4 separate regions of the Mus musculus genome follow, and regions 2, 3 and 4 are each linked to region 1. Evidence: chromatin loops called from intact Hi-C (ENCODE). Cell type or tissue: heart. All regions are shown on one strand. Region 1 holds the start of Rhpn2 (rhophilin, Rho GTPase binding protein 2). Region 2 holds the start of Gm38989 (a long non-coding RNA gene). Region 3 overlaps Rhpn2 (rhophilin, Rho GTPase binding protein 2). Region 4 overlaps Rgs9bp (regulator of G-protein signalling 9 binding protein).

Evidence for each region. Hi-C counts contacts between places; a loop is a spot of excess contacts. Peaks named below come from ENCODE experiments on the same cell type or tissue, not always from the same donor. Only the 100,000 strongest peaks of a DNase experiment are listed, where the experiment ranks them.
Region 2: a loop joins it to region 1, with 2.9 times the contacts of the local background. A loop is called at or near these places in 2 of 42 quality-filtered maps.
Region 3: it touches region 1 in a loop (6-fold over the local background); 18 of 42 quality-filtered maps call a loop at or near these places.
Region 4: a loop joins it to region 1, with 2.0 times the contacts of the local background. A loop is called at or near these places in 2 of 42 quality-filtered maps.

The regions. Positions count from the first base shown.
Region 1 is chr7:35,330,994-35,338,993 of GRCm38, reverse strand. It overlaps Rhpn2 (rhophilin, Rho GTPase binding protein 2), which reads right to left and starts at 4,757. Exons shown (of 15, transcript NM_027897.4): 1 at 4,583-4,757. The coding sequence starts at 4,651. In heart, CTCF peaks have their summits at 4,671 and 5,526; DNase peaks (open chromatin) are centred at 3,753 and 4,953; H3K4me3 peaks cover 2,709 bases; H3K27ac peaks cover 2,016 bases; H3K27me3 peaks cover 2,406 bases.
Region 2 is chr7:35,226,828-35,234,827 of GRCm38, reverse strand. Gm38989 (a long non-coding RNA gene) reads left to right here and starts at 14. Exons shown (of 3, transcript XR_881960.2): 1 at 14-928; 2 at 1,837-2,211; 3 at 2,347-4,360. It overlaps n-TTagt9 (a tRNA gene), which reads left to right; the gene lies at 1-58. In heart, a CTCF peak has its summit at 4,306 (motif pointing right); no DNase peak of the experiment used is centred here; H3K4me3 peaks cover 1,647 bases; H3K27ac peaks cover 1,039 bases.
Region 3 is chr7:35,388,266-35,396,265 of GRCm38, reverse strand. It overlaps Rhpn2 (rhophilin, Rho GTPase binding protein 2), which reads right to left. Exons shown (of 15, transcript NM_027897.4): 15 at 3,979-5,511. The coding sequence ends at 5,251. Faap24 (Fanconi anemia core complex associated protein 24) reads left to right here. Exons shown (of 4, transcript NM_178643.5): 1 at 1-53; 2 at 890-1,029; 3 at 1,139-1,291; 4 at 3,175-4,114. The coding sequence ends at 3,441. Among named protein-coding and RNA genes, the nearest start is that of Faap24, 4.5 kb to the left of the region's middle. In heart, a CTCF peak has its summit at 3,136 (motif pointing right); a DNase peak (open chromatin) is centred at 27; H3K4me3 peaks cover 547 bases; H3K27ac peaks cover 1,193 bases.
Region 4 is chr7:35,576,664-35,584,663 of GRCm38, reverse strand. It overlaps Rgs9bp (regulator of G-protein signalling 9 binding protein), which reads left to right. Exons shown (of 1, transcript NM_145840.3): 1 at 1-5,671. The coding sequence ends at 157. Among named protein-coding and RNA genes, the nearest start is that of Rgs9bp, 4.9 kb to the left of the region's middle. In heart, CTCF peaks have their summits at 1,754 (motif pointing left) and 4,650 (motif pointing left); no DNase peak of the experiment used is centred here; H3K4me3 peaks cover 1,128 bases; H3K27ac peaks cover 734 bases; H3K27me3 peaks cover 2,676 bases.

The DNA.
Region 1 (8,000 bases):
TTAAATTTATCTTGAACAGATAAGGACCCAGGGCAGGAAGAGTCTGCCCTGAGGGATGTTGTCTAAGGTCCTGACTACATATCTAGTTTTGGGGTGCCCATTCCTTCCCCCTTGATTGACTGGCCCTCCCAATACTTCCAAACCTCACCTCCCTCCTCCTATCAGCCAGAAGTGCTTCCCCAGTTTATCCTTTTCCTGAGTCTCAAACAGCCCCACACCTGACTTCCTCCCTTCTTTGGTTAGTTTTTATTCTGAGACAGGGTTTTACTAGTCCAAGCTGGCCTGGAACTCACTGTACACAGAGCCCAGGCTGGCCCACAAGCCTCTCTGAGTCCTCATTACCAGAATTTCAGGTGTGTGCGATCACATCTCCCTGCAGTTTGATTTTGTCTGGTGAGCAACTAATCAAGGTTTATCTTAGAAAGCAAAACTCAGTCCACACTCCAGAAGGAGGGGCCTGCAGAGCCTGGAGGCAGCAAATTTGCTTTGTGTTCTTGTGTTCTTTGATTTCATTCTCCTGCTTTTTAAGTGCTTTAGGAGGCTGAGATAGTGTCCTAACCAAGCAGGCACAAGCCCCGGGGCTGTATACATAAAAACAAGATTTTAAGAAGACTCAAACAGGGCTTGGAAGTCTGTACTTGTTAACAAAGCACATGGGAGGTAAAGACAGGAGAATGGAGAATTCAAACTCTCTTTCCTCAACAACTACAGAAGAAGGAAAAAGAAAAAAGAAACACAAAAATCAAGGCCCTAGACTTGCCCATTCTAGAGCAAGCATTTGGGAAAGAGGGTTATAGGTCAGTAGTAGAGTATATGTGAGGTACACAAGAGGACCCCAATTCCATCCCCAGCAAATCTTCTTGAAAATAAACATTCGGGCTGGTGAGATGGTTCAGTGGGTAAGAGCACCAACTGCTCTTCCAAAGGTACTGAGTTCAAATCCCAGCAACCACATGGTGGCTCACAACCACCCATAATGAGATCTGATGCCCTCTTCTGGTGCGTTTGAAGACAGCTATAGTGAACTTATACTAATAAATAAATCTTTGGCCGGAGCAAGTGGGGTTGGCCAGAGCAAGCAGAGGTCCTAAGTTCAATTCCCAACAATCACATGAAGGCTCACAACCATCTGTACAACTAAAGTGTGTACTCATATACATAAAATAAATAAATCTTAAAAAAAAAAAAAAGAAACATTTAAGCTGGGTAGTGGTGGCGCACGCCTTTGATCCCAACACTCGGGAGGCAGAAGCAGATGGATCTCTGAGTTTGAGGCCAGCCTGGTCTACAGAGAGAGTTCCAGGATAGCCAGGGCAACATGGAGAAACCCTGTCTTAGCAAAAAAAAAAAAAAAAAAAAAAATTCAAGGAGCTGGCGACGCAGTTCAGTGACAGAGACCCTAGCATGTAGAAAACTGTAGGTTCTATGCCCAGTCCTCTCTCTCTGTTGACAAAGGGGGATTCTGCATGGATGAGGTTAACCTGGACTGTACAAAGAGACCTTGTCTATACATACACACACACACACACACACACACACACACACACACACACACACCTTCCATCTCCCTTCATCTCCCTTCCTACATCTCCCTCCTCCAGCATCCCTGCCACACTGGCTTTTGTTCCTACCCTCCACTCACTCACTTTCTGCTCTTCCCTTGAAGGGATAACCTGAACCCCTCCAGCACTCTTTAGGGTTGTCAACGTCTCTCAGCTTCCTCTGCACTGCCACCCTTCCAGCTTGTCTTCCTCCTTCTGCTCATTCCTTCCCTTAATCCAGATATTTCTGCCCCGGCTTCTTTACTCACTATTGAAAATGCCAATCACTTGGATGACTCCCAAAGTGACATCTCCCGTTCACAGCTGGCAAACTGCTGGTCCCACTCACCATCGGAGCCTCCCTACTGGCATCCCTGCTATCCAATTTTAATTCACAGGGCTGGGAAGGGAACCCAGGATCATGTGCATGTTAGACAAGTGCCCTACCACTGAGCTGCGGTCCCCACCTGGACATAGGATTTCATGCTGGCTAACGCCATTGGCAGTCTGTATCAGGGTAGGGAAGATAAAGACAATGGGATCACAGGGTCTAAAGCAGTGATTCTCCACAGATGGGTCAAGACACCTTTGGCATCACATGTCAGATATCCTACATATCAGAAGCTTACATTATGATTCGGATTCCTAACAGCAGCAAAATTGTGAAGTAGCATAGAAAATGATTTTTATGGTGGGGAGGGGGTCACCACAACATGAGGAGCTGTACTAAAGGGTCACAGCATTAAGAAGTCTGAGAAGCACTGGTCTAAAGCAATACAACTTCCTGCCCAGTTTCACTCTTTCTCCACCACTGCAGTCAAAATGATTTTTCTGGTATTAATCCCACATGGCTGAATCTGCTTTAAATGTTTCCATGAATCTCCAGCATCCCCTAGTTCCTTAGGATATGCAATCTAATCGGAAACTGCTGAGTTTCCAAACATCCCTCTACTCTCAGAAGGTTCCAAGCACCTGTACCTCTATACCTTTGCCCAGGCTGTTCCCTCTGCCTGCAGGGCCCCTTCTCCATCTCCTTCACCTGTCTAACCTCCACAGTTCATTCATCTGTCATATGACTTACATCAAACTGGCTCAGGGCACAGATTAGAAAAACGTACCCCAACCCTTTTATTTTCCTGATACAAAAGGCAGCACTCTGCAGACTGGCATGATTTAACTCAGACACAACACAATTGCAGTGACAAGGGTTTCAATTCTGCACAGATGTTAGTTGTAAAATTCATCAGCCAGCATCAGAGAAACTGCACCTGAGAAATACCCAAAGAACTGGAGAAACGGCTCAGTGGTCAGTTAGGCTTGCTTACTGTTCCTGCAGAGGACCCTAGTTTGGTTCCTAGCACTCATATTAAGTGGAAGTTCGCAACTACTTGTAATTCCAGTTCTAGGACATTTGGTCTTCTCTTCTGGCCTCCAAGGCGTGTGAGCGTGCATGCACATACACATACACTTAAATCTTTAAAAAACATTCAGGCTCCAATCTTTTCCCTTCCCCACCCACATCCTCTCCTGAGATTCACTGCTCTGAATGGGTGCCACAGGAGAACTTGTTCTGAAAAGCTTGACGCCCTCCAGAGTATATTTCATCCTCTCTGACTTCCTGCCTTCTCCCCACCAAGAAGCTGCCACAGGTCCACCAAGCCATCTGTTCAGAAGACAAACAATCTAGCAAGAACTGATATCCCACAAAGAGACAGCAACTTGCTGGAGGCTGTAAAGCAATTTTGTGGGGGTGGCAGCCAGGCCCTAGGGCCTTAGGTTGGACATCTTGAGATTCCCAGGCCAAGCAACCTCCTGCAATTCTGGCCTGTGATCCTCTGGCCCAAATGCCACACATAATTAGAAGTTATAATCCTGTAATTCCATGATGACATCTTTCAACTTAAATATACTTTAAAACTTTTTTAAATGCCAAAAGGAACTTTAAAAATTGCCCACTGTCCCCACCTGTCTCCAGATTTCCCTCTTTTCTATTACTACTTCACGTGTGAGCAAAAGTTCTTTAAGATGCCAGAGTCCCGCGGGAGAAGGAAGCTGCCAAGCCCATTTACGAACAATTAAGAATTGATTGCTCTGTGGGAAGCAGTTTCACTTCCCTATTCATGACTGCTCGCTGCGCCTTCGATCGTATCAGTTAGAAAAATATCCACGACAATCTCTCAACCCACCAGGTGATCCTTGGCCAAAGTCCAAAAGCTATTTTTAGACTCTCTAGGGACCCAAGAGGAAGGTGAGGAGTCTGTCACAGTGATTCGCACCTCTAAAGTGCCTTTGAAAGCCAGCAGCTGTTGGGCAATCCCAGCACCGCTGTGGGCGCCTAATGGGGTCGCTTTTGAGGAACTGAGTTCCAGGGCGAAAGGCAGTCGCATTAATTGCCCAGGAGCGCCAAGACGTGCCAAGCGCGCAGAGTCCAGTCTCGCCCTCTCGGTCTCTCGGACAACCAAATACAGATAAATCCACTTTGGAAGAGTGAGACTCCGGTTCTCTGGCTCTCTTGGGCGAGGACAAACGAAGGGGCACGCCCGAGGTCCCCTTGCAGCATCCACTCTCCCTTACCAAGAAGTCGAAGGGGGCCAACGCTGAAAGCACTTGGGAGGCAAAAGAGCAAAACTCGCCCTCCAGATGCACCATGGCTAAGCGCTCGGGTGGAAACTGAGCTGCGGTATAAGTGCAGAGGGACCGACCGAGCTCGCCAGCGTGGCCAGGAGCTGGTCCTTTCCCCACCAGCGCGAGAAGCCTGGCAGGGCCATCCGGATCACCTCCCCAGGTTCCCACCTGCGTGTGGCTTGCCTGTGCACCTGCACGCCCCAGCCCGGCTGCCATCTGCTCGGGGCTCCAAGCCCCGCGCAATCAATCCCCTTTCGACCCCCCTTCTCCGCCCTTCGGCCCGCACCAACTCTGCGGGTCTCTCCCTTCTCCTTCCCCTCCCCCTCCAGTCCAAGCCGACCCCCGCCTCAAGCCCCTTCAGCACGCTCCGCAGTTTGCCAGGACAGAGAGAGAGGGTCTGTTGACTCGCCACTCACCTTTCGAAAGTAGTCGTCACCCTCTTTCTCCAGCGGCTGGGGAGCCGCGGGTAGCAGCGTATCGGTCATGCTGGCAGCGCGGGAGTCCAGGGTGAACTGAGGTGCAGTGGCTACTAAGGGCCCCAGGAGGCGCCGGGACCCGCCCCCGCTCCCGCCCCGACCAGCCAGCCGCCCTGCCGCCCCGCCCGAGCCCTAGAGCGCCAGATATCTGGAGCTCCGCCCCTCTTAGCAAGACCTGGACCTAGGCAGATCCCGAGCCTGGAACTCAGTTCTGCCACCTAGGCCCCGCCTTCAGCCTCCCAAGAGGCGAATCCCAAGCCCTACAGTTCCGCCCCCCGCATTTGCAGTCCTCCTGCATCCCAGAGTGAGCCCCACCCCTGATCTCTGGAGCCACGCCCCATCTCGCCTAGGCCCCGCCCCTCCACCATCCAGTCCTACCGGAGGCGGATACCTAACTCTGTAGCCTCGCCCCGCTCAACTAAGGCCCCGCCCACAACACGCACGGTCCTCCTCCAGCCCCGCCCGAGGCTGAAGCCAGAGCCCTGAAGCCCTGCCCTTGATTGTATAGACCGCGCCCCTGCCCCATGCAAGTGTTAAGTGCTGTCTGCCGCGAGTCTAGAATGGAGCTCTTGCTGAGCCTTCGATCTTAATCTGAGTGTTGTTCACAGCTCACTACCTTGTGAGCGTTAAGGTGGCGCAGCCAGCGGGATCGGGGTTTCAGCAAACGTAGCGAAACCCAAATTCGCCCTTTCTCTGGAGCCCTAGGAATAGTAAATGCAGAGAACTAAATACGTTTGCTTTCCCACTCAGGGACGCGGACATTCATGACCAGTTCATTCGCTGCTCGGAAGCTTTTAAAGGCTCTGGCCAGGAAGGACGGAAAGCTGTTTGCAGGAGAGGAGGCCTCCGAGCGCTTGGGTAGCAGAAGTCGTCGGGAGAGGGGGCCACCTACTGAGCAGGCTTTGTGCACAGGAATTCTGCAGGTGTCTTTAAGGATGCCAGAGTTCCCAAACTCGGTTTTCTCAGTTCTCAAGCCCAAGTGATTTTTTCTCTGGCTGGTCTCGTGTTATAGGTATCGATGTGGTTAGTACAGGAGTAGCAGGGGGTTCCTTAGGCTCGGGGTTCGCGGAACCTCCTACTGGAGAGTAGGTAAACTGGCGTCGGATATTGGTAGCACATCGGGCTACATCTGCAGGAGCCTAGAGCCCCCAGCCTGTAGACTCCTTCCTCACCGCCGCCACCACCACCAAAAAACACCTTTGTCTTCTGCCTTTGGAGGTCTGTGGGTCGCAGTGTAAACCTCAGATTCGGCTTTCAAAACTAACCAACCGTTTTCATGCTCTTTAAGAAGTGTTTTAGGGGCCAGGGGCGTTTAATTTCAGGACTCAGGAGGCAGAGACAAGCGGGTCTCAGAGCCAAGGCTACACAGAGAATCCTTGTCTCGAAAAACAAAAACAAACAACAAAAATGGTGTTAGTATGGCTGCAGAGGTGGCTCAGAGGATAAAAGTGCTTGCCGCTCAGCCTGACAACCTGAGTTCCATTCCCTGGAACCCATAGGGTAGAAGGTGCAAAAAAGAACTTCCACAGGTTCTCTGACCTCACACGTGCGCCATGGCACATGCATTCCCCCTCCAACCCCCCAGCAAACACACAAAATAAATAAATGTAAAAACATCGAAAGTAAATAAATATATATTTAGACGGTTCGAGAGGTTTAAAATAAGTTCTTGAAAATAAACAAAAGCAACAGCTTAACATACGTTAAAAAGTTAAAAAATAAATAAATATATAAATAAATTCACCAGGTCATGAGAAAAGGGCTACTTCAGTCTAAGAAAGGTCCTGCCAACGGACGGGACGTGATGGTTCACACACTGTGATCTCCATGCCTTTCCAGAGGCTGAAAGAGCACTACTGTTGAGTTTGAGGCTAGCCTGGTGTCTTAGTTTGCTTTACACTGCTCTGATAAAGATCCTGACCAAAAGGAACTTGGAGAAAGAACGGGTTTTGTGTGTGTGTGTGTGTGTGTGTGTGTGTGTGTGTGTGTGTGTGGGTGTGGTATGTGTGTGTGTGTTTTCAAGACAGGGTTTCTCTGTGTAGTCCTGGCTGTCCTGGAACTCACTTTGTAGACCAGGCTGGCCTCGAACTCAGAAATCTGCCTGCCTCTGCCTCCCAAGTGCTGGGATTAAAAGGGTACACCACCACACCTGGCCTTTATTTGGTTTCTACCTTACTTCCATATACCTTACATCACTGAGGGAAACCAGTTCAGGAACTCACGGCAGGAATCCAGAGTCAGGAAATGAAGCAAAGACCTTGAAGAACACTGCTTACTCTCTTGCTCCCTCCCCATGGCTTGCACAGCCTGATTTGCTTTTGTTTTTAATGAGTTTCTTTTACTTTCTGTATATGGTTGTTTTGCCTGTGTGTATGTCTATCTGCGCACCATATGTATGGGCCCATGGAGCTCAAAGAAGAGCATCAGACCCCCTGGAATGGGAGTTACAGACAGTTGTGAGGCTCTATGTGGGTTCTCTTGAAGAGCAGCCAATGCTCTCAATCACTGAGCCATCTCTCCACCCCCCACTGCCTGCTTTCTTATACAACTCTGAACAACCTGTGGAGGGTTAGGACCACCCACAGTGGGCCGGGCCCTCCCACATCAATCATTAATTGAGGAAATGCTCCAGAGACTTGCCTACTGACCTGTCTTCTGGAGGCATTTTCTCAATCAGACTCCCTCCTCTAACTAGTGTCAAACTGACAAAAGGCATTAACCCACCACACTGGGGCTCAGTGGAAAGACCCGGTGTCCATATTCCAAGAAAGACGGAAGGATGGAAGAAAAGAAGGAAAGGGAAGAAAAGAAACCTACAGAGTCCTAATCAGCGGGACTCTGGGGCAGGTGTTTTTGGAAAGAGCTGATGAAAAAAACTTTTCTTTCTTCCTAAGTCAACCAAGTCAATCACAAATCAATTTGACACAGGCTTTCTTTAATTCACTGGAAATGTGCTGGCCTGGGGCTGAGGGTTAAACACAGCCACTCTGGTTCAGGCTCCAAGAGAAGTGGGTCAGTATATTACTGTGTTAATACTCCTGAACTTATCAGTCATACAACCTCCACTCTAACCAGAACTTGAACGGACATCGTGCTTCCATTTTGGCACCCTTGTACCTACCTATAAAAGACCTCATAGGATCTTCACTTTTTTTTTTTTTTTTTTTTTTGGTTTTTCGAGACAGGGTTTTTCTGTGTAGCCCTAGTTGTCCTGGAACTCACTCTGTAGACCAGGCTGGCCTCGAACTCGGAACTCTTGAGGGAGGAAGACAAAGCTCTGAAGACAGGAGTGGCCAAGGGCACACTTCCCATTAGTGTCTCACCTCAGGCTTGCTGCCTCCTTTCTTCCCCGTCCCTT
Region 2 (8,000 bases), 100 kb after region 1:
TGGTTAAAGCGCCTGTCTAGTAAACAGGAGATCCTGGGTTCGAATCCCAGCGGTGCCTGAGTGCTACCTTTTCTTCTTTTTTGCACGACCCTTTTTGTTTTGCGAGCCCTCTCACAGAACCGTTCCTCTGTCAGCGCGGAAGACATTTTAGCGGAAGACGTTGTGTTCCCTGCTAGCCTTTGCCTCCTTGAGGTCGGCCAAATCGCTGTCCCCTGAGTGCTTCCACAGGGGTGACAAGTCTCCACAGCCTCTTGGCTTCGCTGAGCATTGCTCTTGGCTTCGCTGAGCACTGCAAAGCATGCTGATTTTTCCTCCCGGAATCCGCGCAGTGGGTAGCAACAATCTGCATACTGAGAACAGCTTGGCGAGGCTGAGTAAAGTCCCAAAATGGAGGTCTGTAGCATCAAATCCGATCGTCAATCTACATCTACAGCATGCATAAAAATCCAAATGGCTAGGTGCTCCCGTGTGGGGCCCGATTCTAAGGCCTGGGCTGTGGTTGCCAAGAGCACAGGCACATGGGAACCCCTTGAGAGCATTTGCGACCAGGGCTTTGGAAGGTGGGGGAGACTTTGAAGTTTTAAAGAATGTTCCCCAGGGATACACCTAAATCCAAACAAAACACACAATGATAAACCCAGCGAGCTTTAGAAAATGCAGGAGCCACGTGAGGCGGTGTTCCTAATGCAGATATTTTGACTCACAATTGAAGTTACAACCTTATAAACCATTTAAAACCATCTTAAGGACTGGCGAGACGGCTCAGTGGATAAATGTCCTTGTTGCTAACCCTGGACGTCCTGAGTTCAATTCCTGGGTCTAACAGGGTGGAAGATGAGAACTGACCCTCGAAAACTGTCCTCCGGCCTGTGGGTCCACATGTACGCCGCGGCTCACGTATGAGCACAAATGTGTTCACAACAAATAGGTAAATGTAATAGAAAAAAAAATGTCCTAAGCTGAAAAGGGACAAAGAACGTACTTTCATTAACCCACACAGTGGAACACGCTTGGGCTTTTGGTTCGATAAGGCAGCACAGGATATTGCACAGTGCGGTGGGGGGGATATGTCAGCGCCACCGCTCTCAGGCTTATATGAGAGGTTGTGGGGCTTCTTTCTAGCTGGGCAAAAGACCGAAATTTAAGAATACTGATTTCGACTTGACCACTACGGTTAAGTTGACAATTTGCTTGTCCGGGAGGCAATTCTTTCTGCTTCTCCTACGGGTCTGGGTGTGTTGTTTGTTTGTTTGTTTGTTTTGATCAGTTCCTGCCCTTTGCAACTTGGTTTTTTTTTTTTTTTTTTTTTTTTTTGGTTGACACTGCCAACGAAAATGTGAGGGATAGTCCCACACTTTACAAAGGCATCAGGTCTATTCAGCTGCATCCAGTTACTGAAGGCTTTATTGGAAAGCACTCTCGAGTCTTCTTGGGGCTAAGTTCTAGCTCCTCTCTATCAGTCCTGGGGTTTGGAGTACTTGCCTGTTGGATGCCTGTTTATGGTGAAACGAAATTCTCCTAGGATCATGTGATCAGCGTGGTCCACACTGGTGGCGCTATTTGGGAGGAGACTTCGGGAGGTGGGGCCTAGCAGAGGGCTGTAGGTCAGTGGGTCAGCTACCTTATCCTGCTCTCACTCCCTCTCTCTCCTCCTCCCCATCTCCCTCTCAACCATGAACCGACATGCCTGAATTGTATTCTTAATCCTCTTTTTAAGTAATTGCGGGTGCTTCTCTACAGTAGTAAAAAGCTAAGTGAGGACCAGTCGGAGACGTTGGTTGGCACTTGAGTCTGAGGGAGGCTCTGCTCTAAAGGAAAGCTTTTCTACCGTAACAGCTGCACAGGGACAGAGGACCTGGAAGTCATCTGATTGGCCGAACATTCCTGCCACCCCACCCAACTCCCAGCAGTAAGCAAAGCCAGAAATGAGAATCACGCCCTTATTAACCTACCTTGTCTCTGCTCCTTAAAAACCTACACAGGTCTTCCTGCCTCAGAGACTTTGAATTTAGGGTGGTGGGGGCTCGGAATGCTGTTTCCCGGGTAGTCTGTGGGGAAACCCATCCCATCAGAGATCTTTCAGTCAGTGTGTCATCTCTCTGGAAGAACTCCTGTTACCATCTTTGGCTCAGCCTCTCCAAGGCCCCCAACGCAGCCTCTTGTTTGTCACCCACAACAGCACATCACTAACCGTAAGAACTTTGTAAAAAGGTAAAACAATGTTTTACTTCCAACTGATTTTTGGTTTATGTTGTAAATAGTTTTTGTAAAAGTGTTGTTTGTGTCAACATGTATTTGGTTTATCACGGTTAGTTTTTAAATCAATACTTTTTTTTTTCCTTTCAGATTTAACTTCTAGTGCCTTGAGTTTTAACTTTGCCATGATGATAATGGAATGATGCTCTGAAACTATAAGCCACCCCAATTAAATGCCTTCCTTTATAAGAGTTGCCTCTTTTCACAGCAAAGGAAACCCTAATGAAGACAAAATTTGGTACCAGGAGTGGGGTATTGCTGTGCGAGGCCTGACGATGCTTTTGTTTGGAGGAATGTGGATTTGGGAACTTTGGATTAGGAAAGCAGTTGAACTTTTTAAGTGGGGCTTAATGCACCATCCTAGAAGGAGCATGGAAGACAGGTGCGCTGAGAATGATTTGAATTTGGGGGCCTGGCTCAAGAGGTTTCAGAGAAGAATTTTAGTATGTGGTCTAGAGACTGTTATTATGATATCTTGTCAAAGAATATAGCTGCCTTTTCTCCTTTTCTGAAAAGTCTGCCTGAGGCTAAACTGAAGAGTTTTGGTTAGTTAAGTTGGCAGAGGAAATTTCAAAACATCCTAGTCTTGACTCTGTCCTGTGGTTATTACTGTTCACTCTTATGAAGATCTGTAATGAAAAAGAGCAAGCTGAGCAAAGACAGCTACAAAATGTGCAGTATGTGGGGAAGAGAGGAACCAGGAAGTGGAACGAAGTGAAGTCCTACGCTTAAGGAGATAAACAGAGTAAAGAAAAACCTGATGTTAAATGAAATAAAGGCAAGGCCCCACCCAACTATGCTTCCAACCTGCAAAAAGGAACTAAAGAGCTAGTTTCAGAACAGCCAAGTTTAGGCAGCAAAGGAAACCATTGAAAACAGAAAGTTGGAGAAGATGTAATTGAATGAAGGGGTTGGGGCATGTTCCAGCCCCAGCAAGCAGCAGAACTTGCCAGCTTCAGCCACATGGTTCTGGCTTTAGAATCAAGGATAGAAGAAGTGGTTATAGAATCTCTGTGACTAAGGAAAGCCTCTGAGGCCAGGCACATGTCAGGGGTGGCCTGTCATGGAGGCCCAGAGAGGCCACTGTGTGAAGCTGTAAAGATGAAGCCTGGATTGCCTTGGAGACCCCAAGATATTGGAGATGCCAGAGTCATGTGATACCTGCCAAGGAGAGCTGCTAACAGGGTATGGAACCAGCCTAAGAGAGAGACGCATGTTGCAGTCAACAAAGCTGAAAGGAGTTGGGGATCTGAAGACATCAGACATGGAGATGCAGATTTTGGAGTGTGCCCAGCTGGTTTTCAGTCTTGCTTTGGTCCAGTGTTTCCTCACAGTGCTCCCTCCTCCATTTGGAATAATGATGTGAATCCTGTGCTGTTATATATTGGAAGTATGTGACTATGGTTTAGATTTTATAGGGGATTACAGTTAGAAGATTGCATGAGACTCAGAAGAAACTTTGAACTTTCACAGGGTTGAGACTGTTACAGACTATGGGGACTTCTGCAGTTGGACTAAACACATTTTGCATTATAATATGGATACACACACATGCACAGACACACACATGCACAGACACACACATACACAGACACACACACACATATATATATATGTACATATATATACATATGTATAACCTATATATCAGGAAGTGTAATGTAGTAGTTTGAATAAAACTGGCCCCCATAGGCACATAGTGACACTATTAGGAGGTGTGGCCTTGTTGGAGGAAGCATGTCTCAGTTTCTCCTTGCTGCCTGCTGATCTGGATGTTGAACTCTCAGCTCCTTCTCCAGCACCATGTCTGCCTGTTCACTGATCTGTTCCCCGCCATGACGATATTGGACTAAACCCCTGAAACAGCAAGCCAGCCCCAATGAAATGTTCTCCTTTATAAGAGTTGCCATGGTTACAGTGTCTCTTCACAACAACAAAATCCAAACTAAGATAGTAATTTTAAAAAGATTTTAAAAGATTTTAAAAAGATTTTCATGTTTGTGAGTGCCTGTATTTTGTTATCCATGTGTATGCAGTACCCATGGAGGCCAGAAGAGGGGGCCAGTGTGGTGAAAATGGAACCCTGATCCTCTGCAGGAGCAGCAACTGCTTTTAACTACCGAACCATCTTTCCAGCCCATAGAAAACTTTGAGTCTCCTGTGCTAGAACACTTGAGAATCGTTTAAATTCAAAGACTTTTCTTTTCTTTTCTTTTTCTTTCTTTCTTTCTTTCTTTTTTTTTTTTTTTTTTTTTTTTTTTTTTTTTTTTTTTTTGAGACAGGGTTTCTCTGTATAGCCCTGGTTGTCCTGGAACTCACTTTGTAGACCAGGCTGGCCTTGAACTCAGAAATCCGCCTGCCTCTGCCTCCCAAGTGCTGGGATTAAAGGTGTGTGTCACCACACCCGGCTCAAAGACTTTTAAAAATATTTGTTTTATTACATTAGTGTGTGTTGCACATGTGTGTGCACTCTGACATGGTCTGATACATGGTTTGGCATGGTTGGCAACAACAGTGTCTTTTGTCAGTGGAAAACAGTGGGCACGTTTATCAGACAACTTTAAGACCCTGTAAGTTTAGTTTTTTTTTTTTTTTTGTGGTAAGAGACATATAACATGAAATTTACTATTTTAACCATTTTTTTTCACACTGTGCTGGGAATCAAATGATAGACAAGATTGTCACCACTGAGCTATTGAGCCACGGGGGGGTCTACATTGGGACTTCTAACATTTGGACTGAGCCATGCCCCCAGCCCCTCACTGGGGGATTCTAGGCAGGTGCTCTACCATTGAATCACAGTCCCAGCCCCTCACTGGGGGATCTACCACTGAGTCACCCTTCTAGTAAATCTTCTTTGGAGAGTTTCCTTGGCTCAGCTTCTGAACATACAGCTAAGGATGGCTGCAGGTGAGAGCTGTCAAACAAGCCCTGGGGGCCACATGTCAGCTCCACTTGCCCCAAAAAAAGCAAAAGGAAGAGGGAGTTGAAAGGGGAAAAGGAACTCAATGAGCAAAGCTGTGGTGGGCAGGAGACAAGCTTGCACTTCTGCCCCTCTTCAGAGGCCCTGATGAGCAGAGCAGCAAGGGGAGCAGAGGCTGGAAGGTCTGTCAGTCACCGTGTGCTCTGTCTGCTCACTGCCTCGCTTCATCGCCTTGGTTCTGGTTCTGCAAGACTCTGAAAAGTTCTTACTGCTTGAGGGCACTCACTTGAGAAGACTATCCCTGCCCGGTGGGGTGAGGTGCGGTTATCTTTCCAAGAGGGGCCATTTGGGGGGCAGGGTCTAAGATGGAACACTGTAAGAGCTGAGGGGCTGCCTCAGTTTCATTTTTTTTTGTTTCTTTGTTTGTTTCTTCCTTTCTCACACATCTTTCTTCTTTCTTTCTTTCTTTCTTTCTTTCTTTCTTTCTTTCTTTCTTTCTTTCTTTCTTTCTTATTTCCTCCCTCCCTTCCTTCCTTCCTTCCTTCCTTCCTTCCTTCCTTCCTTCCTTCCTTCCCTCCCTCCCTCCCTCCCTCCCTCCCTCCCTCCCTCCTTCCTTCCTTCCTTCCTTCCTTCCTTCCTTCCTTCCTTCCTTCCTGTCTGTCTGTCTGTGTTTTGAAACCCGGTCTGAAGTCATTATATAGACTTGGCTGATCTCAACTCACAAAGATCCCCCCTCCGCCTCCCAAGTGCAGGAGTTAAAGCAGAGATCTGTCACACTGAGAGCCTCAGTTCCTCACCAGGAAGAGGGATGCCATCACTTAGAAATCACCAGTTTTCAGATGGAGACTCCTTAAGTAATTGACATGCAGTTAGGAGTCTGACCCCGCATTTTAACACAAAGGAGACAAAAATGTGGGTAGAGGGGCCAGGATTTTACCCTGCCTCATGTTACTGTGGGCCCAAGTAAGGAATTGGTGGAATTTAGCAAAAACAGATTTTAGGTGCTTGTGTTAAGTACACATTTATGAGAGACTCCAGCCCTGGAGTTGGCCACATGGAGCAAGTTCTTCTAAGGCTGCAGCAGACACCTTGTAGTCTATTTTACAGAGACTCTAAAACCTCTTAGAATGCACAAATAGCAAAATAATGAGCTCCACTCAGCATAACTTATGGTACTGAAGTAAAAATATGAAAAAAAAAAAGAACAACTGCAAACCTCCCAAAGCTGGTAGTGTGCACACCTTAAATCCCACCGTGCCGGAGGCAAAGGCAGGCACTTCTCTATGAATTTCTATGTACTGGACTCTAGGCTGGCCAGGGCTACATAGAGAAACCCCGTCTTTAAAATAACAACAACAAAACAACAACAAAACATCTGGCTATGTTTGTGTACACCTGAAATCCCAGCACTTGAAAGGCAGGAGAACTAGACATTAAGGGTGTGGTGGTTTGAATAGAAAGGACCCCATAGGCTCATATATTTGAATTCGTGATCATTAGGGAGTGGCACTATTTGAGAAGGATTAGGAGGTGTGGCCTTGCTGGAGGAAGTGTGTCACTGGGGATGGGCTCTGAGGTCTCAAAAGCCCACGCGGGGTCCATTCCTGCGGCTCATGCTCCATGTAGTGCAGAAGAGAACCTCCTCCTGGCCACTTCTGGATCAAGATGTAGAGCTCTCAGCTTCTTCAACAGCATGGCTGCCTGTGTGCTGCCACGTTCCCCGCCATAATGATAATGGACTATACTTCTGAAACTGTAAGCCAGCCCCAATTAAATGCTTCCTTTTATAAGAATTGCCATGGTTGTGGTGTCTCTTCACTGCAATGGACACTGACTAAGGGGAGGAGGTATTTCTAAAGATTATCAATGCATAAATACTTATAAAGAGTCAACTTTTAGCTGGGCAGTGGTGGCACATGCCTTTAATTCCAGCACTCCAGAAGTAGAGACAGGTGGATCTCTATGAGTTCAAATCCAGCCTGGTCTATAGAGTGAGTCGGAGAAACCCTGTCTTAAAAAAACAAAACCAAACCAAAACAAACAAAAAACCAACCAAACAACAACAAAATCAACTTTTAGTTCCACAGATATTTCTGTTTTTTCAATTTTATTGATACCAATTCCTTTAAAAAGTTTTATTATTTATGTGTGGGGGTGTTGTGTGTATGCCACAAGTATATAGATGCCAGTGAAAAACCACCAGATGTCATGAACTGGTGTTATGGATTATTATGATCAACCATGATTTGGGGTGGAAGCTGGGATTTGAACTCCTGTTCTCTGGAAGACCAGCATGTGCTCTTCCCCACTGAGCCATCCTTCAGGCCCTTTAGAGCTTGTTACATTACCTCAGATGTGATCTATCCTCATGAGTATTTCTTGTGCACTTGAAAAGAATGAGCATTCTCAGCTGGGCAGTGGTCATGCACACACCCTTAATCCCAGCACTCAGGAGGCAGAGACAGGCGCATCTCTGAGTTTAAGGCCAGCTTGGTCTACAGAAAGAGTTCCAGGACAGCCAGGGCTACACAAAGAAACCCTGACTTGAAACTCCCCTGCACAAAAAGAAGGAACATTTTCTTGTGTTGATGGAGAGCAGGTATTGGATTGTTACTGAAGGGGTGTGTGTGTGTGTGTGTGTGTGTGTGTGTGTGTGTGTGTGTGTGTGTGTGTGTCTTATTCTCTTTCTTTGCTATGTTTTTCTCCACCAACTCTAAGTAGGAGAATAATGTGAAAATGTCCAGCTCTGATGGGGGCCGTTGTCAACTCTCCGTGAAGTTCTGTCTCTGTTTTTGCTTCTTACTTTCAAGTTCTGATGATA
Region 3 (8,000 bases), 57 kb before region 1:
TATTGTGGCTAGTGAAAAATGGCGCGGGTCCCAACTGGCTCAGGAGATGCAAGGTCAGTGAGCTGTCTTCTGTCATACCCCTTTCTTCCCAGCACGTTAAAAGAGAGAGTGAGAGAAATGCTGGGTATGGTGATGTTCCTTTGCAATCCCAGCACTCCTGAGACTGAAGTAGGAGAATCATTGCGTTAGAGACCAGCCTGGGGCTACATAGCAAGTTCAAGGCCAGCTTGGGCTATGAGAACTTGTCTCAAAATAGTTACATAGACTAAAATGAAAGGGGACTGGAGAGAGAGCTCCGTGGTTACGAGGACTGGCTTATCTTACAGAGGATCGTGGTTTAATTCCTAGCACCCACATGGTGGCTCAAGGAGTCAGACTCCTCCCTCTTCTGGCCTTTGGGGGCACTAGGCTTGCACATGTGCACAGACATATGCGAGCAAAACCTACATATAAATCTTTGGGTTTTATTTTATTAAAAAGGAGGTTTAGGACAGGTGGTGGTGGGTCACACCTTTAATCCCAGCACTTGGGAGGCAGAGACCGAAGGATCTCTGAGTTCAAGGCCAGCCTCATCTACAGAGTGAGTTCTAGAACAACCAGGGCTACACAGAGAAACCCTGTCTCAAACCAACAAAAAGCGGGGTGGGGGCTAGAGATGGCTAGATCCCCATCTGTTTTCACTGAGCTGTTCATTACTGCCTGTAATTCCAATTCCAGAAGATTTGATGCCCTCTCATGGCTTCTCAGGGTACCTTCATGCACGAACACACACATACACACATATACACACATTTAAAAAAATGAATCTTCGCACAAAAAGTACATTTCAATTGTTGCTGCCTTGTTAACCTGAAATTTCTAAAAACGAATTTTCTTGTCTGTTTTTTAGGAAAAGTTAGACTCATTTTTGAGGAGGGCCTGGCATCAGCAGATTTTTACCTGTCTAGCAAATCTTGCATTCTCTATGTCACTGAAGCAGATTTGGTGGCCGGACATGGCTACAGAAAAAGACTCGCTCGCTTTAGAAATGTAAGTACCGAGGTGCTAAAATCTAGCATCCCCTCTCTTCAACCGTCCCAAGCGCTGAGTGATAGCTTTCTGAACTGTGTTACCAGAGCTGTGTTCTTCTCTTTTGAAGTCCTCACATCTTCAAGGGATCATAATAGTTGAGAAGACCCAGATGAGTGAACAGTATTTCCCAGCAGTCCAGAAGTTTACTGTGCTAGACCTTGGGATGGTGCTGCTTCCAGTGGCCAGCCAGTCGGAAGCATCCTGCCTCATTATCCACTTGGTAAGTACCAGACTTCTCCTTTATAATATCCCAGAAGTCCAGAAGATGCTCAATTTACCCCAGATCCAGACTTAACCAAAGCTGCCTTTAGTAGCCCTGGCTGTCCTGGAACTCACTTTGTAGACCAGGCTGGCCTCGAACTCAGAGATCCTCCTACCCTTGACTCCCAAGTGCTGGGATTAAAGATGTGCACCTAACTTCAAAATAAACTTTGACACAGGCTCTCACGTAGTTGAGATTGCAGGCGTGTGTCACCACACGGGGCCTTAGGCAGTGCTGAAGGTTGAGCTCAGTACTTACTGCATGCAGAGGCAAACACTCTGCCAGCCAGTGACACCTCCACCTGGTTTACGGAAACTGTTGCACTTAGGACTGAAGGCTGTCAGTCAGAGCTCTGGTTTTGGCCTCCAGGCTGCACTGGTGCCATCACCATTATCCTGCATTTGCACTGGGCAAGATGGCACCGGGCCACTTTGTCCCATTCGCTGTTTAAGTAGCAGCCTTTCTTGGTTTGTTTCTGCGTCCACTCCCCACCCCCGCCTCGACCCACACTGTCCTTGAACTCCTCCTGATCCTCCTGCTTCTGCTTCCCAGGTCCTGGGGATCACAAGCATTTCCGAGACTATGCCTAAGCTCCAGCACTCCTGTGTATAGGCTGCATGCATTGATCTCTTTACAACAAATAAACTAAAACAAACAAACAAAAAACCCTGAGGCTGGGGGATGGCCCAGTGGTTACAACACCTCCTACACAAGAACTGAGGACCTGAGTGTGACACCCCACCCCATCTGAAAATGCTGGACAGGACAACACATACCTGTAATTCTACCCCTAGAGAGAGACAGGCAGATGCCTGTGGCTTGCTAGCCAGCCAGCTGAGCCTGATCAGCCAGCTACAGGCAAAGGAGAGACCCTGTTTCAAACCACGTGGTGCATGGAGACCGAGTGACACGCAAGGTTGACCTCTGGTCTCCATAAGCACGCAATCGATGCTGGCTTCCTTTCCTTTTCCCTGTTCCTGAGTTTTCCAGCTCTTTGCTCTTTATACTTTACCAGGGAGCCTGTTTGCCTTTCGATCCCAGCCTCACTGTATAGTTAGGGTGGCTTGGCACTTTGTAGCCCAGGCTGACTTCTAACTTGCAGTGCTTCCTGAGTACCGGGAGTGTAGGTGCCATGCCCACTGCTCCTGGGAAACGTTTTAAAATCAGTGGCATGGGCTGGCAAGCTCTGCAGAAGATAAAGGCACTTGCCACCTGGGGCTCAATGGAGTTCAATCCCTGGAGCTCATATGGTGGAAGAAGAGAGTCTCTTCCCACAAATTGTCTTCTGACCTCTACATGCATGCTGTGGCACCACGACAAACCCCAATAAAAATTCACAAAAGTCAAATAAAATACATAAATTAGTGTTGGGAGGCAAGATCATGGAACATGCCTACAAGCCCCTGAGAGCCAGGAGGATCATAACTTTGAGGCTATCCTGGGCTACACTATTTATATATAAACTGAATGACATGGAACAACTGTCTTAAGGGGCTAGGGACGTGACACAGTAAACAAGCCACACAGATATTTGGGGGGGGGGGGGGGACAGAGCTCGTGTAAAAAGCCCGCTGGGGAGGTGAAGACAGCAAGATCCTTGGAGTTCACTGGCCTTTCTACCTTGTGGAGCTCTGGGTTTAGTAAGAAAGACCCCCTCTCCAAATAGGGTGGAGAGTAATAGAGGAAGACACCCAATGACCACCTCTGGCCCCCACACCCAGTCATGCACACGTGCACTGCATGTGCACATACATAAACTACACACACTTTTTTTTTTAAAATAAAAACTACCTGTCCACCAGAGGGCGCTCACATCCTTTTCCTTTAATTTTCCCATTCAGGTTCAAGAGCAAACCAGAGAGCCCAGCAAGAACCCTTTCCTCAGGAAAAAGCGCTCCATGCTCTCCGAGCTCTCCCTTGTTCAAACAGTGCAGCAGATCCCAGGGGTTGGGAAAGTTAAGGCCCCCCTTCTGCTCCAGAAGTTTCCGAGCATCCAGCAACTGAGCAACGCTTCCGTCCAAGAACTGGAGGAGGTCGTGGGGCCCGCGGCAGCACAGCAAATCCACACCTTCTTCACCCAGCCTAAGCGACAGCAGCCCCGCAGCTGACTCTGCCTTCAGACTTCAAACTGCAGCGTCTGGTTTCCATATTTAAAAAGAAGGAAAAGTTCCCCTGTCAATGGCAATGGGCTAAAGACAAGGAGAGGACCGATGAGGCTCGCAGTCACCCTGCCTCGGTGTCTGTCTGGGCAGCCACCTGGTGGGGCTTGGGGGTCGCGGGCGGCACTGGCCACTTTCTGCTAAGATGAAGAGGGTCCCCACGGGGATCATCCAGAGACTCATTCCCAGCCGCAGCCAGCTGGAGCAGATTTGTACAAGACTCTCTGCCCTGCCTCTGTCACTGAGAGGCCCTGTGAGGGTCCAGCGCTGAGTAGGGAGTGTCCCCGTTAACCAGTGTCAGGGCCACAGCTCAGGTCTTCTCCACACTCGTCAGGTACCTGTGCTATGGAGTTTCTGCCCGAGTCAACAAACGCCTTTCCTCCCGCATCACCCCTCCCCCCAATCAACACAAGAAAACTATGCTGTGCTTTGGATGACGTGGAAGAAATAATTAGGATGAAATAAAAGCAAAAGAAAAAAGAAAAATTAACTCAAACAATGAACATGACTTTATTTAAATATTTATACAAACAGAGCCCCAGGGATAGCGGGCACACTTTCCTTAAGGCATTTGTGTTCTCCAGATATTGCACAATAGAAAAATATTTAAATCCTTGTTACTTTAAGATCCACAGGCTATATATCCTTAAACTTATCACTTGAACTGTGTCAACCGTGACTCTGTCACAGTGTCATCCAACCTATAGCCCCAAAGTCAAGTTGGTAGATACATCTTACAAAGTCGAGTAGAGGTTTCAACTTGAGTAAGTTTACGTCTTTACCTTGTAAACTGCGAAACTACTACTTAAACCAAGACTCTTAAAATACACAGTTACATACCTCCTACTTTAAACAAAAAGAGCAACGTTTTGAGTATCAAACAGCATATTATCTACCCTGTAGACGGTATCTCCTAACACTGCCACTGTGTTAGCTACTGGTCAGTATGATATAGCTGAGGGGGGCTGATTCTGGAGGAAGGAAAGACAAAATTGGCACTAGACTTCATCTGGGAAAGAACAGTCAAATTATGCAGGGATGACAGAAGATGTGTCATTTCATCTCATGAATTCCCAAGTACTTAAAGCAGCCTGTTTCGGTTTTGTTTGTTTGAGAGAGGGTTTCTCTGTGTAGCCCCAGCTGTCCTGGAACTCACTATGTCGACCAGGCTGGCCTCAAACTCACAGAAATCTTCCAAGCAGCCTGGTTTTAGTTAACACCTCTAACCTGCCTCCACTCAAGAGTCACTTGAACTTAAGAAATCACTACTATACAAATCTAAACACTCGGATATAGTACCAAAGTAGGTGGTCCCAATTCATCTCTCACGGTGCCTGAATATCATAATCACAGCCAAGAAAAACAGTAATAGCAGCTGCTGGGTGGTGGTGGCACACACCTTAATCCCAGCACTTGGGAGGCAGAGGCAGGTGGATCTCAAAGTTCGAGGCCAGCCTGGTCACCAGGGCAACTTCTAAGGCAGGCAGGGCTACACAGAAAATTGTCTTGGAAAACCAAAAAAAACAGCTAAAATATTCAGGCTCTTCTATGCCCTACATTATAGAATAAATAACTGCAGCAATGTGAAAATCCCCATGCGGCTGGGTTTCTCACCAATTTCTAGAGGTCTCTTTTTCATGTTCACAAGCACATCAAAGTTTACAGTCTGAGAAGATGGGGTTGGAGAACAGTCCCATCGCGGCATGGGCGGTTAGGCAGCTGTGGCGACCTCGGTGTGGCCTGTTCTGGCTCCTCCCTTCAGTACAGAGAGCTGTCAGAGTTGAGCAGGCTGAAGGGAGTCGGGAGTTTCTTCTTGTTTTGCGACCTCGCCAGGCCAACCTCGGGGAGGCACAGCGTGCTGGCCGACTTCTGTCTGTTTTTACTAGTGCCCCAACTCAAGAAGGAGAGCTTTTTTGAGATCTTCTTGGTTTTGTCAGCTTTGTCATCATCGTCCATGGACAGGCATATCATGGAGTAAGTTTTCTGCATCCCCACAGAGTAAGTGGCACACTTATTATGCTGTTCATGGGGAAAGAAGAAGAAAAGTGTGAGGCATGACTAGACAGTAATGATGGGCAAATCTGAGACCCAGGATGGTCCAGGTGGCGTTGGGGAGGAAGGAGGAGGAGGAGGAGAACTTCAAGACCAGTCTTGGCTACTCAGTGAGTTGGAGGCCAGCCTGAGTCACAGCAGATGTTGTACTAAGAACCTAAAAGTTGGAGGCTCACACTGTACACGGACGGCATCCTTTCTGAAGGAAGGGTGACAGAGGGTCATCGAGATGGCCCAGTGGGTAAAGATGCTTGCTACAAAGCCTGGTGACCTGAATCCCAGCCTCTGAACCTACCTGATAGAAAGTCATCCTGTGACCTCTGCATGCACACTACAGTACATTCATACACACACACACACACACACACACACACACACACACACCAGGTTGATAGAAATCTAAACCTTGGATGGCTTAAAGAATTATGCCCTGAAAAGCCAGGTCAGAAGAAGTGGCTCAGTAGGTAAAGCATCCATGTGTGGAAGGAGAGAACTGACTCCTACACGTTGTCTCCTGACCACAGAACACACGCCCAGCAAATCAAACTCAGAACTCTGAAAAGCAGGCAGGGGCAGCGTGTGCCACACATCTCACTCCGGATGCCAAGGGAGGGGGGATCGAAGAGCTGTTTGATTTTTAAGACAGGGAACCATAAAGGAAGGTGATTCCCTTTGTGTGCTAGCTGCTTTTATGTCAACTTGACCTAGGCTAGAGCCTTTAGAGAAGAGGGAACCTCCGTTTGAGAAAATAACCTCGTATGTCAACTTGGCCTAGGCTAGAGCCTTTAGAGAAGAGGGAACCTCCGTTTGAGAAAATAACCTCGTAAGATCGGGCGTAGGCAAGCCTACAGGGCATTGATGGGGAAGAGCCCAGCCCAGGGTGGGTGGTGCAATCCCTGGTCTGATGGTCCTGAGGTCTATAAGAAAGCAGGCTGAGAAGGCCAAGGGGAGCAAGCCAGTAAGCAGCGCCCCTCCGTGGCCTCTGCATCAGCTCTTGCCTTCAGGGTCCTGCCCTGTCTAAGTTCCTCCTGTCTTGACTTCCTTTGATGATAAACAGAGCTGTGGACCAAATCAAGCCTTCCCTCCCCAGGTTTCTTTGGTCCTGGCATTTGAGTTGCATCTCCTTTGCCCTCAAAGCTTTTGATGATGAACTGTAATATGGAAGTGTGGACCAAATGAATCCCTTCCTATCCAAGTTGCTTTTTGGTCCTGGTGTTTTATTTCAGCCATAGTAACCTTAGCTAGGACACCTTAGAATCTGGTAATTTTGGGTCAAGACTCCCTTTCAGAGACTCCAACAGGGGCATGCGATCATGAAAAACAATAAAACCAAATTCTCGAGCCAGATCCCAGGACTCTGAGCATCTCCGACCCTCCACCTGCTTTGAGTCTGCCTTCTACCATGATAATGGCTTCCTCACAAACACTGTCAGTTTTTTTCCTCCCTCCTCTGGCAGGATGTCAGCTCCAGTTCCACCGCACGCACGCCACCCTGCCTCCCCTACCACCATCCTTCAAACAGCTTGTTTACAGCTTGAGGCTATTTCCCAAACTGACAGGCTCCCCTGACCCCCTGGCTCTGCATGACCTTTGACCTGGCACGCCAGTCTTCCCCTGGTCCCACCAGTCCTTTTGGTCCTGGATGGTTCTTATAATCCTCTCTGCTCACCTCCAACTATTCAACACATATTCCACCAGAGAGCCTTGCCCTATGAGCAATAGCCATGGCCTCAAAGAATAGGCCCCCACGCTGCCTGGATTCCACGCCCCCTCCTCCAGGTACCAGCCCACACCCTGCATTCCTGCCTCACAGCCATTCTCAGCAGACGTGGCTCGCTCTGCTATCCATGCATGTCCACACGCACACACCCACACATTCTTTGAGAAGTTTCAATGACCCTCTCCCCTCCCAGGACCACTCCAGGGTCTGCCCCCTTCCTGGGTCTTCCCTTCCCTCCCTCTACTGCTGCTTCTGTTGTTTGTACATGGCGGGCTCCCTGCCTTAGTCCCCAAGCCTTCCTGCCCCCTGCCCGAGACTTTCAGGGCACTTTCTGGAAACCGTGGTCTAACTGAAAACCTACTGCCAAAGACACCGAGGCCCAGAAAGGGTATTAACCAGCTGATGCCGCGCAGCTTGTTGACAGTCGGGGCCTGATTCCAGCTCTACATGCCAAAGCATGGATTCTTTCCACGGTGTTAGTAGTCTCCAAATGTGCTCTAGGGAGGAGTAGGATTCCCACCATTCAAAACAAAGAGTAGCAGGTAAATGATCCGGGTGGAAACAGCCCTTCGCTTGTTCTCACCGCTTTGATGTTTTTCCATCACTGGGAAGGAACGGAGGACATGCTAAGCAAGCGTTATATTCTGAGCCACACGTCCAGCACTCGCCATTTAGGTTCATTTTGCAGGAGAGTCGTTCAGGAGCTGGAGAGAAGGCTCAGTGGCTAAGAGCACCT
Region 4 (8,000 bases), 250 kb before region 1:
GTCCGGTGCCAGTGCCGGCGCGTCCTCAGCCGGTGGCATTTCGGTAGAGGAGCGCGCGGGCCCCTGCGACCCCAGCAAGGCCCTGGCTGCCACCGTTTTCAGCGCCGTGCTGTTGGTGGCTGTGGCCCTCGCCTTATGTGTGGCAAAGCTGAGCTGACTGATATCCAACGGTCGTCCGCTGCCCCTTTTCTTTCCAGGGCATGGGCTTCGGGTTTGAACCGTTAAGGAGAGAGGTAGTGAGCCTGAATGTGTGCATATGAACATGATCCTTTCAAAGCCCACCTCTGCCTGGGCAAAACGTGTTTTGTTTTTTAACATGCTGGCCCAAGAGGAGTTAACAGCACAGGGCGGCCAGGCCATTACCTCTAATGTCTGTAGGAGCTTTACCTCCTATTAATAGAAATCGGTCCACAGTGACCCCAGGTCCCTCTGAGTTTGATGGGTTAAGACGTATGTCCCAAGTTTGGTGCCCTCACGCTGGTTGGTAGCACTCATTCTGTTTTAGACGAGACAATTTTGTTAAGGTGTGGGGTTGTATCAAGCATAGTGGTGGTGGGGGAGGGAGACATTTTGTTCCCTAGACAAGAAACCAGTTGCAGTAAGATGCGCGTGGGTTTTGTTACCTTAATCCTTTGGGGCCTAGGCTTTGGGAGTGTGTACGGATAGAGGCTCGTGCAAAGTGCTTTCTCTGTGATACACTACTGCACTTGGCAGAGCCTGCCTATTAGTCACCAGGAGCTGCAGCTATGAGAGGTTTTTGTGTCGTGACCCCATTTAGGGTCACAGCCAAGAAGGTTGTGGTGTATCCTCTGCACACTTGCTTCAAGAGAAGACCGCTCCATACTCATCCCCGGATGGGGGAGGGACAGGATGGTGCTGCTTTGGGAAGGGCCACACGGCTATGTAAACAGGCACGTTCTCCTTCTCACCGGCTTACTTTATCCCAGAATTAGACCACAGTGTTTGACCCTCCTTTGAGGGAGGGCTGGGGAATCCTCTTTGAAGCTCTTAATCCTATCTATCCCTGGAATTTACTCGATAGCCAATAGGAACGCTAGTTTTCTAGAGAGCTGCCCAACTGTCTGACCCCATGTTACAGGGAAGGGCGATGCTGGTATCACTAGTAACCAGGGGTTGTGAGCCTGGCAGCTGAGTTCAAAATGTAACAGCTTTAATTTGGAATTTAAAGAGCTTTAAACACTCGCATGCGTACACACACACACACACACACACACACACACACACTATCTGAAAGAATGTAAGCACGTTAGTACCAAAGTTGGGTTGCATGTTTGTTTTTGTATAAAGGAAACTGGGCCACAAGCTCATAGATGCCAAGTGAGTCAAGCTTAGAGAACTTTTACATTGTATATGTAGTCTGCTAAATATGAATCTGCATCTGCTTTTTTCTAAAACCCTGGGGACCAGCGAGATGGCTTAAGAGGTAGAAGTATGTACTGTATCGGGACATAGTAGTGCACACTTTTAATCCTTGGAGGTAAAGGCAGGAGGATCTCTGAGTTGGAGGGCAGCCTGGTCTGCATAATATCCGGGACAGCCAGGGCTACACAGAGAGACCCTGTAACACACACACACACACACACACACACACACACACACACACACCACACGTAGGTATTGCACTTGCAGAACATGCAAGTTCTGTTCACAGTATTCATCCACCCACTGCCAGCCAGCAGTTCGCAACTGCCTGTAACTCCAGCTCTAGGAGAGGTCTAGCCCCCTCTTCTGGACACCTCAGGTATTTGTCCCCATGGAGGCACACTATTCACACATGCACATAACCAAAACGGAAACTTTTACATCTATATTCCTGAATAGAGACTGAATTTTAAGATCATAGCTCAAACTGCCAGAACCCTCCACATAAAAGGCAGAAATGGCCCCTGCTTTCCACCGGTAAAGGATGAGATGTGAGAAATGCTCTCTGCCTTCCTGGAGGGGCTTGGGGAAGTGGTACTGAGAAAGCAGATGCATTTAACTTTCAAATGGTTGGTGGGACAAAAGCAAAGATCTGCTTGGCTAGAAATGGGATTTCCTTTTAACCTCTGAAAGTGAGAAAGAGGGGGTGTTACCGCCACTCTTTGCACTCCTTAGCCATTCTTTGGATATTTAATGAGCTGGGTCATTAGATGTCCACCTGTGATGGTTCTTAGATGACTGCAATTCATTGCAATGTTGCAAAAGGTTGACTTAAACTAAACATTCCTCTAGTAGACCTGTGAACCCAGGAAACTCACTGAGATTGAAAATGTTAAACATGAGGTGAAGTCCTTGGTGTTATGATGCTGTCTAAGAAAGCTGCTATAGGACATAGGCAAAGTCACCTCTTGCCTTGTAAAACTGGCTATCTTCTAACTAATATGTCTTCTTGTGTTTGTGAGCTAGCTTGCTGATAGAATCCTGGTTCTATTCATACTTGGATGTTGAGGTAATTCATCTTCTATAGACATTTGGTATGATCTCATACTTGGTATAATTGACAAGAAAAAAAAACCAAAATACATCAGTTAGGCTGGGTTCTGTGCAGGCCTGATACTTCACAATGATACAGGAAGATCACACGTTCAAAATTAGGTTGGTCTGGAGTGTGACTTCAAGGCCATCCTGGGCAACTTAGACTCTATCTCAAAATAAAAGATGAAAAGAGGACTGGGGTTATAGCCTAATGGCGGGGTACTTGCTTAGCGTGCTTGAAGGTTCAGATTCAATCATTATACCCCCCAAAATGTATTAACCAATATTAAGAAGGCAGAACCTCGGGGTGTCAAGGCACCTATCAAGGGAGTGAGCTATGAGTCAGCAGTGAACTGCTAATGACTACAGTAGTCATAATGCAGCAAGAATATGCTCAGATAATTGGTTTTCTAAGACAGAATCTCACTGTGTAGTCCTAGCTGTCCTGGAATTCAGTTTGTAGACCAAGCTGCCCTTGAACTCCTGGGACAACTCCTAGATGCTCCTTCCTCTGCCTCCTGAATGCTAGGATTAAAGGCATATGCTACCCTGCCTTGCTTTGTAGCCCAGACTGGCCTCAAAGTGATGAGCCTCCGTGCCTTGGCCTCTTCAGAATACGCTACTGATGTGGGCCCCCACAGCCATCTGGATGATTTCTGTTTTTATGTATTATAAAAGTTTAATTGCCACAAGGGAAAATACTTAGGGTAGAGTTAAAGCCAGAGCTTTGTGATTCCCCTATGGGTTACAGGATGCTGTGTAAAGAATGTATGATTCTGTTAAGCAATTTTGGCTGAAGAGATGTCGAATTTACATGAGGTCCCTGGTAATGTAGCATTTTGCCCTGATGTGCACTCTGGTCCATTTGTAAGCTGTTCTTTCCTCCTTGCTATGTTGTACGGTGGATGCTTTGTAAGCCTCGGGGCTCCTGTGTATAAGAAGCTGATGAGGAAAATATTGCAGGAAGAGCTTACTTCTGCATCCCTTGGGGTGTGCCTCTCCCTTGAGGGCCCACCATCTACCCTGCCTCTCTCCAAGTACCTCAAGTCATTTGATATCCCTGTGCCTCGCATCCTCCACTGGTAGCACTGGGGTCTTGGGAGCCCTTGTGGAGCCCTTGTGAGCTTGAGGTGTCGAGCAGATGGCACTGAAGTGGGACAGGCTTATTTTGTTGGATGATTTGGTTTGGGACTTTGTACTTTGCTGGTTGGTTTAGGTATATCCTCATGGAATGTAATCCTGTAGTCTAGCGGTTATTGTCTAAACATAGGCTGTTCGGGGGCTGGGGAGATGGCTCAGAGGTTAAGGGCACATGCTGTTCTTCCAGAGGCCACAAGTTCAGTTCTCAGCACCCACACTGGGTGGCTCACAGATGCCCATAATGCCAGCTCCAGGCAGATCGGGCATCTCTAGCCTCTGTGGACACCTACATTCATGTACACAGATACACATACGTACACATAACTGAAAATCACGTATTTGAAAAGTAGTTTTAAAAGATTAAAAGTCAGGCTAGTGAGGTGGCTCGGGCTAAGGGTGCTCACTGCCAAGCTTGACCACCTGCGTTCCATCCTGAAATCCACAAAATGGAAGGAGAGAACAGGCTCCCAAAAGTTGTTCTCTGACCTACACAGAGACAGAGAGAGAGACAGAGAGACAGAGAGACAGAGAGAGAGAGACAGAGACAGAGAGAGAGAGAGACAGAGAGGTGCAGCCCCCTTGCCCCACAAAATAAATAAATAATCCATGTAAAACAATAACAAGTATTTAGTTTTAAAAATCAAAACTAATGGCGCTTAGTGCTCATAAGCTTCAGTGCACATAGAGTGTAGACACTAAAAAAGCAAGCGTGGGATTGGGGTACAGCTTAGCAGTAGTGGGCTTGATCTGCACGTCACAGCTCTGGATTCAACTGGCAGCAATGCAAAGGGAAGACAGAGGTTCACGTGTATATGCTGCCTGTGTATAGTATTTAAATAGACAAGGAACTAAACTGCAGACTCTTAAGTCTGAATCTGAGTCTTTATTTATTTTTAGGGGCTGGGGAGATGGCTCACAGGTTAGGAGTGTGTGCTGCTCTTACAGAGAACCAGGATTCAATTCTTAGCGCCCATATGGGGCCGCTCATGCCTGACTGTAACTCCAGTTACAGGCTCTCTGTCGCCCTCCTCTGGCCTCCAGGGACACTGCATACCAAGCCATGCAAAGTGCACTAATTCAATCTTGTTTTCACAGCCATTAGGCCATCACAAGGGATTCTGGGAAACTGCAAAGACAAGCCCTTGCTATTTGCCCAAAAGTCTGGGGGCTATACTAGCTCCCTACCATGGAGCAGGGGGTGTTCCTAATGTGTAATGGTGGATCTGTCATGGAATCAAAGCTTTCACATCTCCGTGTTGTATCAACAGGTTCTAACCACAATGTTTGTAAATAAGTAAAAAGTACAGATAATATGCAGCATTAATAACCTCTCAGGGAAAGGACTTCAAATGGGCCACTATCGGCTTGTGATTTTAAACAATATGCTTAATTTTCTTCACCAACATTGGAATGTTGGAGTGTACACCCCATCGATAGACTTACTCTCCACAGACTCGGATGCAAAAAGAGCCCAGAGGGTTCCAAACTGTAGGTATCTGCGTGCTTTCCTCTGCAGTACAGTTGTACGCAGCCATTACCACAGGAAGCTTGGCCGTGGACATCACAGCTCAAAGCCGTCCTTCAAATGCAGTGTCTTCTGGTTCCTGAGAACTGGCAAAAGGCTGATGACTGGGACGGTAGACATTTCTGGAAAGATACTCCTGTCATTTATATATGTCCACCTCATTCTGTGGGAGGTTCAGGGAGTTTTCCCTGCAGGACTACGAGAGAGAAGACACCCTAGTTGTTTAGAATTTGAGAATTTTAAGACCTTAAGTTTATATGACTGATGTAAATATTCGAAACGACAGCTCCTGTTGTCAGATGACTTTAAAGAGTCTTTTGAACGTTCTGGTGCCAGAAAGCAGAGTTGAGTGTTGCTTGCGTGGCTATGGATGTATTAGGTGTGTGGAAGCGTTCTATAAAGAAATACACAGAAACGAAAGTACTTGTTAAGGTGGTGAGGTTATGAATTGTGAATTTTTCAATGTTTTTATTTCATCTTATATTGCTTTTACAATAAAACTTTAAATGCTATTATCATCTGGAAAAATGTTATTGTGTTATTAAAAATGTAAGTTTTAACAGTCAGAGTGTTTGAATGGGTATGCTCCTACAGACTTCATTTTTTTTGCTTTTTGAAACAAAAATCTCTGTCTTAATTACTGTTCTGTGGTTGGGAAGAGGCACCGTGGCCGTGGCCACCCTTATAAAAGAAAGCATTTAATTGGGAGGTTTACAGTTTCAGAGGGTTAATCCATCATCATCATGGTGGGAAGCAGGCAGGCACGGTGCTGGAGCAGTAGCTGAGAGCTTCACAGCCTAACCCACAGGCAGCAGGCACAGAGACAGAGACAGAGACAGAGACAGAGACAGAGACAGAGACAGAGAGAGAATGGCCCTACCCCAGGCTTTGCAACATCAAAGCCCACTCCCAGTGACACACTTCCTCCAACAAAGCTGTGTCACCTAATCCTACCCAACTGGTTTATCAGTTGGGGACTAAGTATCCAACTCTATATGCCTATGTGGTCCATTCTCATTCAAACCATGACAGTCTCTCTCTATAGAGTTGGCTGTCCTGGAATTTACTATGTAGACCAGGCTGGCCTGGAACTCACAGAACTCTGCCTGCCTCTGCCTCCTGAGTGCTGAGATAAAAGGTGTGCACCACCACTGCCACCACACCAGATTTGTTACAAGCAAATCCAAGCACTCCAGAGGCAGGTAGATCTCTGTGGGCTCCGAGGCTAGCCTGGTCTACATAGAGAGTTCCAGGTTAGCCAGGGCTACATGGTTAAGACCTTGTCTCAGACAGACAGACAGACAGACAGACAGACAGACAGACAGACAGACAAAAAGTAACAGCAATCAGTCTCTCGAGTCTAATGAGAAATAACCAGAACCTTCCTTTCTCCCCTCCTACCCGACCCTGCATCACTGGACATTGTAGCAGAGCCTTTCAAATATGCTAGGCAAGTTTCCTATCACTGAGTCATATTCTAAACAGAAAAACATTTTAGGGTCTCATGGAGGAGGAGCCAGGAGCAAAAGGTATAGGAGGGTGTGGGGGCAGGAGGATTAGATGATCAAAGCCAGTCTTCACTGTGTCTTACAGGCAACCCTGAGCTACATGGAACACTGTCTCATAGTAAACAAATGAATAAAATGGGAGAGAAAGGTGGGTGAGAATAATTTTAAAATGGGCTGGAGAGACAGGTTGAGTTCTCAGTACCCACTTAGGGCAACTCACAGCTGCCTATAACTCCAGTTCCGGTGACTCTAGTGCCTTTTTCTGGCCTCTGCAGGTACCCATACACATCCTCTCTCTCTCTCTCTTCTCTCTCTCTCTCTCTCTCTCTCTCTCTCTCTCTCTCTCTCTTAAAAAAGTTGGTAGATAAAATATGCTGCCATGCTGTTATCATTTATCAAACAATATTAAAACTCCTAAAAAAAAACAGTATATACACAAACTTTAACTTTTCCATGACTAGATAAAATTTACTTAAATCTTGAAGTGAAAGACAGTTATATATCTCAAAAAGAAAAAGATACATTAAATAAAATTCTTCTATACTCCCTACTTAATTATATGACTAGACTTGAAGGTTTTTTGGTGGTGTTTGGTTGGTTGGTTTGGTTTGGTTGGTTGGAGTTTTTTGTTTGTTTGTTTGTTTGTTTGTTGTTTGTTGTTTTCTAGACAGTGTCTCTCCGTGTAGCCCTGGCTGTCCTGGAACTCACTCTGTAGACCTGGCTGGACTTAAGCTTGCTTTTGCCTCTCAAGTGCTGGGATTAAGGGAGTATGCCACCGATCCTGAAGATTTGATTTGATTTGATTTGATTTGATTTGATTTGATTTGATTTGATTTGATTTGATTTGATGGTGTTTTAAAAAAACCCGAAATATAAGAAATTCTCCTGCAGAAACTGAGTTTCCTAAAATTCAATTTTGGCAATTTCTTTTCCGAATGACTATCAGGCTACGAGCTCAGCTCCAGCAGGCACCAACCACAGGTACCATGTGACCTGTGCTCCTGACTGGGTATGAGCCATGCAGCTCTCACGACTTTCCTCTTTAGGTTGGTGAAAGCTCTCCACACTAACATAGAGTCGCCTATGGCAAACATTAGTACAGTTCCTCGTGTCGTGGTGACCCCCAACCATAAATTACCTTGTTGCTGCTTCATAACTGTAATTTTGCTATTGTTATGAATCATAATGTAAATAACTGATATGCAGGCTATCTGATAGGCAACCCCAAAGGGGTCACAGCCCACAGGTTGAGAACTGCTATTCTATCATGTGGGGAAGATTACTGGGGCTCTAGCCCCAAGTCACCTCATTTTATAAAGACAGGTGTTTTCAAAGGAGCTTATTGTGAA